2 separate regions of the Homo sapiens genome follow, and region 2 is linked to region 1. Evidence: chromatin contacts called from ENCODE Hi-C or POLR2A ChIA-PET data. All regions are on one chromosome and are shown on one strand. The core of a region is the stretch at or near the end of the contact, and the rest is flanking DNA. Distances in the headings are between cores, read along the strand shown. Region 1 holds the start of UBQLN1-AS1 (UBQLN1 antisense RNA 1). Region 2 holds the start of DAPK1-IT1 (DAPK1 intronic transcript 1).

Region 1 (4,873 bases), core at 1,585-4,084:
GCAGTAAAATGCTGAAAGCACCCAGGATGGTGGAGGCATGAATTAGGAATCCTAGAAAAGAGATCCGAGAGCTTTAAAACTTAATATGGCTACACACCCGCTAAAATAGCTAAAATTACAGAGACTGACAATATCAAAATGTTAGCAGGGATATGGAGCAACAGGAACTCCCATGTATCTTCATTGGCGGGATGGTAAAATGATACAAGCATTTTTCAGTATATGTGCTGCTGAAGCCAGCACTCCTTTTTTTTTTTGAAACGGAGTTTCACTCTTGTTGCCCAGGCTGGACTGCAATGTCGCAATCTCGGCTCACTGTAACCTCCCTCTCCCAGGTTCAAGCGATGATTCTCCTGCCTCAGCCTCAGCCTCCCCAGTAGCTGGGATTACAGGTGCCTGCCACCACGCCCAGCTAAGTTTTGTATTTTTAGTAGAGACGGGGTTTCACCCCGTTGGCCAGGCTGGTCTCGAACCTCAGGCAATCCACCCGCCTCGGCCTCACAAAGTGCTGGGATTACAGGTGTGAGCCACCGCATCCGGCCCAGAAGCATTTTTTAAAACATAGTTTCTCACAAAACTGAAACATACAATTGCCCTATGACCTACTCAAACCAAGTCTAAGTATATAACCATGAAAGATAAAAGAGTAAGACCACAAAAAGACTTGTATAAGACTGTTCATAGTAACTAACTGCAAACAGCCCAGGTGACCTTCAACAGTGAATAGATTAATTATGGTATACACATACAGTGGAAAACTACACACTAATAAAAAGAAAGGAACTACTGATACACGCAACAAAGACGAAACTCAAAAACATTATGCTGAGTGGGAAAAAAAAGCCTTACCCAGAAAAATACACACAGTACTATAGGCTCTATGGGATCCCATTTAATGTTAAGTTCTAAAACAGGCAACTCTGTAACTTAGGGCATAAAAAAAAAAAACTGGGTGGTTGATGGAAAGGCCAAGTGACTGAAATGACTGGGAAAAGGCAAGAAAAAACTTTCTAGTCAATTATAATGTTCTATATCTTGATAAGAGCTTGGGCTACACAGGTGTAAGCATTTATGAAAACTCACGGAATGGCAACCATATGCATTTCACTGCTGCCAAAATTACGTCAAAAAAACGTAAAAAATGAAGTTGAACTTAGGCAAATAAGTTCACAATGCTGAAGTGACATGTACTGGTGTCATCTACTGATACGTGCAACTTACTCTGAATTGCTCCCCAAAATTAAATGAACTTGATAATCGATTATAATACCGTAAAATGCTAATTGTAGATGATGGACATATGTGTATCCACTTCCCAATTCTTTCAACTTTCCGCATGCTTGAAAATACAAAAATGGTAAGGAAAATTTTTACAAGCACTGGGAGACAAAAACAAAAGTGATAATTCTGTTGGTGGTAAAAGTTTCTCTCATTTGATGTTACACACCTCACTGCTTCACAAAATACACTACCTTTGGAACTCGTTAAACCAATACCCCAATCACCTACTGTCCCTGGGGAAACTGATAGGTACATTTCAGGAATTGTTGTTTCCTGTCACCAACTGTTCACGTTGTTTGCGATCTTCAGAGATTAAGTCAGTAATTATGGAAAACACGACGTATTCAACAATACACTAAAATTATTTGTTAAATTCCACCAAGAATCTTAATTAACTGCAAGATTTGTATTCCTGAACCAAGTTTAAGTAATATTCTGCATTCACTCCGATTTTCTTTTATTTGATTGCAACCGCTAATATCAACATCGCTATCGCCCCTCTAAAATCAAACAAAAACCTACCCAATGATTGGCATCTAAGAGATGATAAACATACTAAAAGGGAAAGAGCAAGTCATCAGTGAAAGAAAGTCATTCACTTTTCTCCTTAAACCTAGTACTATCACTATTACTTAAGATGGAGCTAAAAACAGTTTCTACGTCATAATTTTTTTTTAAAGGTTGCAAGGTGGGAAAGATTTCAGGAGTTAAAATGCAGAACTAAATATACACATGCACCTCACCCCAAAACCCACCTTAACAAGCAGGCACGTAAAACAACGAGGATCCCACCCACCCCTTTTTAATTCATGAAACAAAACCGCAGCCTGAGCTAAAGCGAACCCTCGCCCCCGCCCAGCCTCCACCCCGCCCGGAGGCTGGCGGTGGGTCCCTTTCCTTTGTGAGGAGTTGGAGGGGAGGCGACGGAGGGCGGGGAACTGGGGGAGGAGGCTGAGGGTCGGCGGATACCAGAGAAGGAAGGCTCCGAGAAAAGCGGCATCAGCCCGTCCCACAAACAGGCCGCGCCGCCACGCCACAAACCATTGCGGTGTCCCAAGGCGCAAACCCACGAACTTGGGTGTGATCTAATTTGGGACGACGCCCGGGAGAATGGCCGAGGACGACCCCTCTCCCAGGCCCTTCCAAAAGGTCTCCTGGGGCGGCGGGCGGAGGTCCTGCCGCCACCCCCATCCCGGCCCGAGCCCCAGGCGGCCTCACCTGCTGGACGGAGCTATTCTCGGGCACGGCGAATTCCTCCTTTTCCTTCGGGGTCTTCACGGTGACTTTCATGATTTTGGGCTCCGCGGAGGCAGCGGCCGCGGGGGCGCCAGCACCTTCGGCTCCGGCGGCGCTATCCTGGGAGCCCGGAGGACCGCCGCTTTCACCACTCTCGGCCATGGCTGTGGCGGCGGCGGCGGCGGTGACTCAGGCAAGCAGGAGGGAGCAGGCGAGCAAGGAGGAGCCAGCAGACACCAGAGCCGGCAGGCCTGGACAGCGAAGAATGCAGAGCACGCCGCCTCAGTAGCAACGGGCGCAGGGCCACCGTAGCGGGTGTGGGGCCCCGGAGCTCGGTGCAGGCTCTGGCGCAGGCCCGGGTCAGGCGCTCGGCAGCCGCCGTGTGTTCAGGCGCCGCTCGCTCACACCGACATCCGCAGCAGCCACCGCTTCCTCCTCCCTGCCCCTTCCCCCACGTCCCTTCGCCGGCGCCGCGCGGAGCACGCCGGGTAACGCGCCTGGCGGCGTCGCCGAGTCATCCCCGGCTGGCGCGACTTTGAGCTCAGCCTGCGTGCCTTTTCCTTTCCCGCTCCATTGCCCAAAGTGCAGGCGAAGCCAGTGTGAAGGACTAAAAGCAAAATGGGGCGGGGTAGGTCAGTTCATGGTTTTTTTCCACTCCTTTCACCAAAAACTAAATCGCAGTTTCCAGTTAAGCGCTGTAACGGCGCACCGAGATGACGTCACGGTTAGCGAAATTACTAGAAAGGGACCAGTGGGCCCTGCGGCCGCGGCTGCGCCTGCGCGCTTGCTGTCCAGGTAGTCTCCCCACCTTACCTCATGCCCAGCTGGGCCGTGTTCACCCCTCCGCGCTGTCACAATCGCCTTGCCCTCCCTTGCCTCTCTGTCTACTCTGCGTTCCCCGCTGGGAGGAGGGTCTGGTGATAAAATAGCGGCGAGGTATTTTGTTATTTTAATATGCTTAGCGTTTGATATTTGGAGGGGTCGTATTGCCCTATGCGGGGGAGTTGGGGTAAGTTAATGGTGGAAAGGCCTCAGCACAACGAACAGAAAATGGAGTGAACGCCCGTGACTGCCCTGCGCAATCCTGCGGAGTCATTGCTTCATGGCCAGAGCTTATTTACCGCCCTCGGGTTAGCCCGGTTTGGTCAGACGATCAGTCAGGCAACCTGTATTGACAGTGGCCTCTGCTGCTACGATGACAGCTGTGCGCGAGCGCCCCCAGATTATCTGTGTGTAGGGCGGAACAGGGTGCCCGAGGAGTGTCCACCCAAATGGGACAATTTAATATAGTTGAGGTGTTCGCCTTATATTCTATCAAATTAAGTTACTGGTCAATTTCAGGCTTTAAGTGGCATTAAGGATAGTTCCAAAATTATTTTCAGTGTAATACAGAGAGAAATTATCTCTGAGAATCCTAATTTGAAATGACGTCATTGGCTTTTAAAGATGACTTGCAAGGAATGTACAAACCAGCCCATTATTAATCAATGTTGCACAATTTAAATCCTGACAGCCCACTATGACCCAAATCCGCAAAGATACATTCTGCCTTTCTGCTCCTAAGCCGTCCAACCCTGTTCTGAGAATAAATACTGTTACATAAACACGACTTTTTAGCAGAGCTCTATGGAATCTGGGTCTAAGAGAATCCTGAGGGTATCGATTTCAGTATAGACATCATTTGATATCACCTAAATTTCTGGCAGCATGGCTCAATAACAAGGCCTTCTGCTTAATGAAGGATGACTACTTGGTTATGTCCAGGTGTGAGATGATCACTGCTTCTAAAGCTAGAAAGTGCCACAACTGGACAACCAATCATTTGGAATTTCTTCCATATGTCTAAATAAAATTTCTCCTCAACTTCATTAGCTCCTCATTACCTGTTTTTCCCTGTCATGCTGTGTCTTACCTGCATGCTTTGCCTAGGCTGCCTTCCTCTACCTAGAATGACTTTCCCCTTGCCTTCACCTGTCTAACTTCTACTCATCCTGTATCACATGCCCCAGGAAGACTTCACTCCCTACCATTTAGAGATATGGTTTTTCCCTTGATTCTCCAACAAATACCGTGTGTGTGTGTGTGTGTGTGTGTGTGTGTGTGTCTGTCTCCCTGCATTTATGGACTTTGCAATTATCTGTGTCTACATTATTGTCTAAAAATGTTTGATGTGTGTGACACTATAAGGTAATAAGATTTACCTGTAAGAAGATACCATATAGTTATCCATTGTTATGGCACTTTTTAGATATAATCCTGACCTGCATGAGAATCGGAGGTGGGGGCACTATGGTGTAAATCAGAGATTAGTGAACTTTCTGGGAGGGCTAGATAGTAAATATTTGGTTGGTGCCAA
Region 2 (4,873 bases), core at 1,272-3,771, 3.8 Mb after region 1:
GGATACATACCCTGACCCCGGGGAGGGGGCTAACCTGGGGACACATGTGGAAGGATGGTCCTCTGAAGGCAGAAGGCCAAGCTGTTGGGTCCCCCCACCTTGGCCAGCAGCCGGGATGGCTCTTCCCCAGTGCTGCTTCAGTCTGGTGGAGACAGTAGCTACAAACCACAGATCCTGCTTCTTAAAACTGGGCAACATCATCACATCTATTAATTTGAATTTTTTTTTTTTTTGAGGCGGAGTCTCGCTCTGTCGCCCAGGCTGGAGTGCAGTGGTGCGATCTCGGCTCACTGCAACCTCTGCCTCCTGGGTTCAAGTGATTCTCCTGCCTCAGCCTCCTGAGTAGCTGGGATTACAGGCGCCCACCACCACGCCTGGCTAATTTTTGTATTTTTACTAGAGACGGGGTTTCACCATGTTGGCCAGGCTGGTCTCGAACTCCTGACCTTATGATCCACCCACCTTGGCCTCCCAAAGTGCTGGGATTACAGGCGTGAGTCACCGTGCGCAGCCTGTTAATTTAGATTTTAAGCCAATCTGTTGGTTTCCCTTTGAGGTTGGTGATGAAGTCCTTAAAGGCTGAGATCCGGTCACCTGGACCAGTAAGGAAGTGGGGAGTTGGGGAGAAGGTCCTGTTCCCAGGACAGTAGTGACAGTGGATGAAGGACAGGACAGCAGCTTTTGAGGATAAGGGCGAGAGAAGGGATCCAGGGACCCATTATGGGCCCATGGTGGGAGTTGGGGTCTGGCCCAGGGCCACATCCTCCTTCATCCTCAAGGGAAGGTGAGGGGCCCATGAACTCTCTCAGGGAAGTGCAGGTCCTGATACAGCAACATGGAGAAGCTGTAACCAAGCCGGAGAGAGTCACCGTAGAGCCCAGGAGGAGAGACCCGAAGATAAGCATCACCCTGTGCTGTCATCTCTGAGGGGCGGGCGCTGCTGATAGACACGTGAAAGTCTAGCCTGCAGCAGATGTGAGTCTCAGATGCCTCCGTGGGCAGCCGGAATCTAGATCAACAACTACACTCTAGAATAATCTCAGCTGCCAGTAAGCCAGAGGGGCTTGGAGGGTGAGGAGTCCCTGTGATAACCAAGATCAAGTTCTAAACCAGCCAGCAGGCCTCGCGAGGCTGGCTCACCTTTCAGGCTGCTGGTGTTGGAAACATGAGACTGTGCCTCTCAGCCCAGGCAGGGCCCTGCCTGGGGTCCCACAGCTTCCAGGAGCCAGTAGGGAGCCCAGAGCCTGGCAAGGCCAGCAAGTAGGGAGGGGATACTGCTTGGCAGGAAGTCCTCAGGAGGGAGTGTGAGGCTTGGTCTGCCTAGATCATTACAGCCCAGGGCTTTCTGTACCTAGGACTTCAGTCCCAACCCCGCTGACCCCATCTTAAAGAGGACAAGGGAGGGATATCTGCAGCTGGAAGGAGGGATATCTGCAGCTGGAAGGAGTGTGCCAGCTTGAACAGTGACGGGGCACCACTTTCTGGAAAATATGGAAGAACCTAATGTACATTAGAGCTGTGAAACTTGTGGCCCACACACTAATTTTCTCTAGCACCTGGGCAGACATAGGCAGTTGTGGCATCTCTTTTTATCAAGTACAGACAGAAAAAAAATCAATTAAAATAATTTTATTGTTGTATAATGCACGTGCTTTAAAATGTACCTCTTTTTTTTTGGAGACAAGGTCTTGCTCTGTCACCCAGGCTGGTGTGCAGTGGTACAATCATAGCTCACTGCAACCTCCAGCTTCTGGGCTTAGGTGATCCTCCTGCCTCAGCCTCCCAAGTAGCTAGGACTATAGACATGCCCCACTGTACCCCGTTAATTTTTTTTTTTTTTTAAGATTTCTAGTAGAGATGGGGTCTCTGCGTTGCTCAGGCTGTTCTAGAACTCCAGGCCTCAAGCGATTCTCCCACACAGCTTCCCGAAGTGTCAGGATTACAGGTGTGAGCCATTGAGCCTGGCTATATTTACCATTTGAACCATTTTTAAGTGCACAGTTCAGTGGCAGTAAGAACATTCACGTTGTGTTGCAGCCCTCACTAACGTTTATCTCCAGAACTTTTTCGTCATCCCAAGCTGAAACTGTGTATCCATTAAATACTAACTACATTTCCTTCTCCTCCTAGCCCCTGGCAATTACCTTTCTACTTTCTGTCTCTGAATTTAAATCTACTTTTGAGAAGACACATTGTTCTGGTCCTGATATTGTTGATATTTAAGTTCCAGCTGGCCAGCTAGGCAGTAAACCAAGCAAAATCTCACTCATCAGACCTGAGTATTTTTTTCCTTGACTTGTGTCTGTCATGTGGGGGGGGTTGGGTGATTGGAAATATTTGGTATCTACACAGCAGTCTTTCTGCCTTTGCCATCATCCTGTGCATATGCTTCTTGATAATTAATATGTGCATTCAGTTAACCATTCATGGGATCTTTTCTTTTATCCGATTCTCCGCTCCTTAAGGACATGGGCTGTGTCTTGTTTGTCCCTGTATCCCAAGCCCTGAGCACTATGTCTGGTGCTTAGGGTGCTCAATATTTATTTTCTTTTTCTTTTCTTTTCTTTTTTTTTTTTTTTTTGAGATGGAGTCTCGGTCTGTTGCCCAGGCGGGTGTGCAGTGGTGCGATCTCGGCTCACTGCAACCTCCACCTCCCAGGTTTAAGTGATTCTCCTGCCTCAGCCTCCCGAGTAGCTGGGATCACAGGTGTGTGCCACCATGCCCGGCTAATTTTTGTATTTTTAATAGAGACGGGGTTTTGCCCTGTTAGCCAGGCTGGTCTCGACCTCCTGACATCAAGTGATCCGCCCGCCTGGGCCTCCCAAAGTGCTGGGATTACAGGCGTGAGCCACCATGCCCGGCCTCAATATTTATTTTCAATATTCCACAGATGAGGGCAATAAGGAGAGGAAGCGGAAGAAAAAGGATGAGACATGTGGCTTGTGGGCAGAAAGGGAGGCAGGAGAACATTCCCAGTCTGCCTTTCACTGAGTTTTTACCTGTTCACTAGAACAACAAAAGGGAACCCGATCGGGAAACTCTGCTGTCAACTAAGCAAACTCTAAATTTAACATTTGGGGGACCCCCTTGGAGAGTAGTTGAGAGCTATGTGCTCCCCTTTTCAGAAAAATGCTCTCAAATACTCAGTGCATAAGCCCACAGCCTTAGCAGGTTCCCAGACCTTAGGTCAGCAATCCTGTTCTAAGGCATACATCACGAGCAGCATTTTGATTTTCATCTGGGGAACTTATAGTTCATAAAGACCTACTGATCCATTAAAATTTCCACTTGATTTTGCCATTAGTAATCTCTTAAACAAGTCCAAGGAAGCCAGAGGAAGTTATTTCTTGAATGCTTTTATACTAGTGCTTTCAAGAGTTCGTGTTGCTGACTCCAGTTTTTAAAATTATTATTCTCATCTTCTGCAATGCCTCGAGGCATGTTTTTAGCTGAATAGCAATAATTATGGGATTGTGCAATACTGGAAGAAGCAGTAAAAATAAAATGTAATACTAAAAAAAAAAAAAGTCTTTACTTCATCTAGGAAATTCAGTTTAAAGAATTTTTACCTCCGGACATAACAGTGACTATGCTGGAACTCTGTCTTTGACTCAAGCCAGAAGATGGATGGGACCACCCTTAGGAGCCTTCCACAGGAAGGCCCTCTCCACAGTAGGACTTAGGGCGCTCATGTAGATCCCTCGGCAGTAATGCGCTAGTTGCTCCTATAGTCAGGAGGCATCTAGGGAGATCGCTGATCTCCATGGCAACCTGGACCCAAATGAGCAAAGTGCCATCAGCTGGCCTCGGCCTGACTGCTCTGGCGGGAGGGAGGAAGCTGATGCTGTCTCCCACCCAGGCCGTGTAGCCATTTCCCCCACCCCCACCGGAGGTCTGAGAGTGTCAGGGCTTCTGCCCTTGGCTTCAGCCAGTTCTCCTGGAGGTCATTAAAGGGAAGCCCTTCTGGTGGCAAGTTCTCTGCCACAATCTACAGTGAGAATCTAATGATGGTATCAGTTGTAGAGGCCCCTTGATCTCTGGAGAGGGTTCTTAGTGCCAAGGAACTTTCTAGAACCATGGAGGAACCCTGCAGGGACCTCTGAAGAGTCCTGAGCAAAGAAGTGGGGAAAGCTGTGTGGGTGTGCACCAGGGTCTCATCACCCTGCCCTCAAGGGCAGCCTCAGTATTATGACTTAAGGACTTGGGGGTTTACATAACATCCCTTTTTGTCAGCAAAGGAAGTTCCTTATTTCTAAACCTCATGGTCCCAGAAAACCCAGTTCCTGATCTAGCTGTCCCGTTAGGGCATTTCCATAATACAGCACGTTCTTAAGCAGACATTAAGTCAGACAATTAGGTCCCAGCTAAGCCTTGTCTTGACCTCTTAAGCAACATATCTGCCCTCCCTTTTGCCTTCTCTCTTTTCCTTCTCTGTCACAGACACAAGGACTAGATGAGAATGACACCCTGGGGCTATCTGATATACTTCCTCAAGAAGTATTAGTAACACAAACAACAACAGAAAAAACAAAGTGAAATTTATTTATCATGAAGCACTTTATTTTATTTAGTTATTTTTTTTTTTTTTGAGATGGAGTTTCGCTCTTGTTACCCAGGCTGGAGTGCAATGGTGTGATCTCGGCTCACTGCAACCTCTGCCTCCCGGGTTCAAGCAATTTTCCTGCCTCAGCCTCCCGAGTAGCTGGGATTACAGGCATGCGCCACCACGCCCAGCTAATTTTGTATTTTTAGTAGAGACAGGGTTTCTCCATGTTGGTCAGGCTGGTCTCGAACTCCCGACCTCAGGTGATCTGCCTGCCTTGGCCTCCCAAAGTGCTGGGATTACAGGCGTAAGCCACTGCAGCCAGAAGCA

What was found. A loop is a pair of places that touch in the nucleus more often than their neighbours do. ChIA-PET counts read pairs that join two places held with the same protein, here RNA polymerase II (POLR2A). Pooled maps may share reads with other maps.
Region 2: a pooled map shows a loop between it and region 1 (3-fold over the local background). The contact joins the promoter of DAPK1-IT1 here to the promoter of UBQLN1-AS1 in region 1. A Hi-C loop is called at or near these places in 1 of 168 maps with a recorded cell type or tissue (OCI-LY7) and 2 of 50 pooled maps. POLR2A ChIA-PET finds 5 or more read pairs at or near these places in 1 of 52 experiments (OCI-LY7).

The regions. Positions count from the first base shown.
Region 1 is chr9:83,705,001-83,709,873 of GRCh38, forward strand. It overlaps UBQLN1-AS1 (UBQLN1 antisense RNA 1), which reads left to right and starts at 2,835. Exons shown (of 2, transcript NR_135839.1): 1 at 2,835-3,312. It overlaps UBQLN1 (ubiquilin 1), which reads right to left and starts at 2,958. Exons shown (of 11, transcript NM_013438.5): 1 at 2,500-2,958. The coding sequence starts at 2,679. RefSeq lists enhancers at 1,981-2,871, 2,639-2,708, 2,872-3,760.
Region 2 is chr9:87,550,933-87,555,805 of GRCh38, forward strand. DAPK1-IT1 (DAPK1 intronic transcript 1) reads left to right here and starts at 2,522. Exons shown (of 2, transcript NR_146781.1): 1 at 2,522-2,658; 2 at 2,963-3,527. The region is part of intron 2 of DAPK1 (death associated protein kinase 1); the gene reads left to right.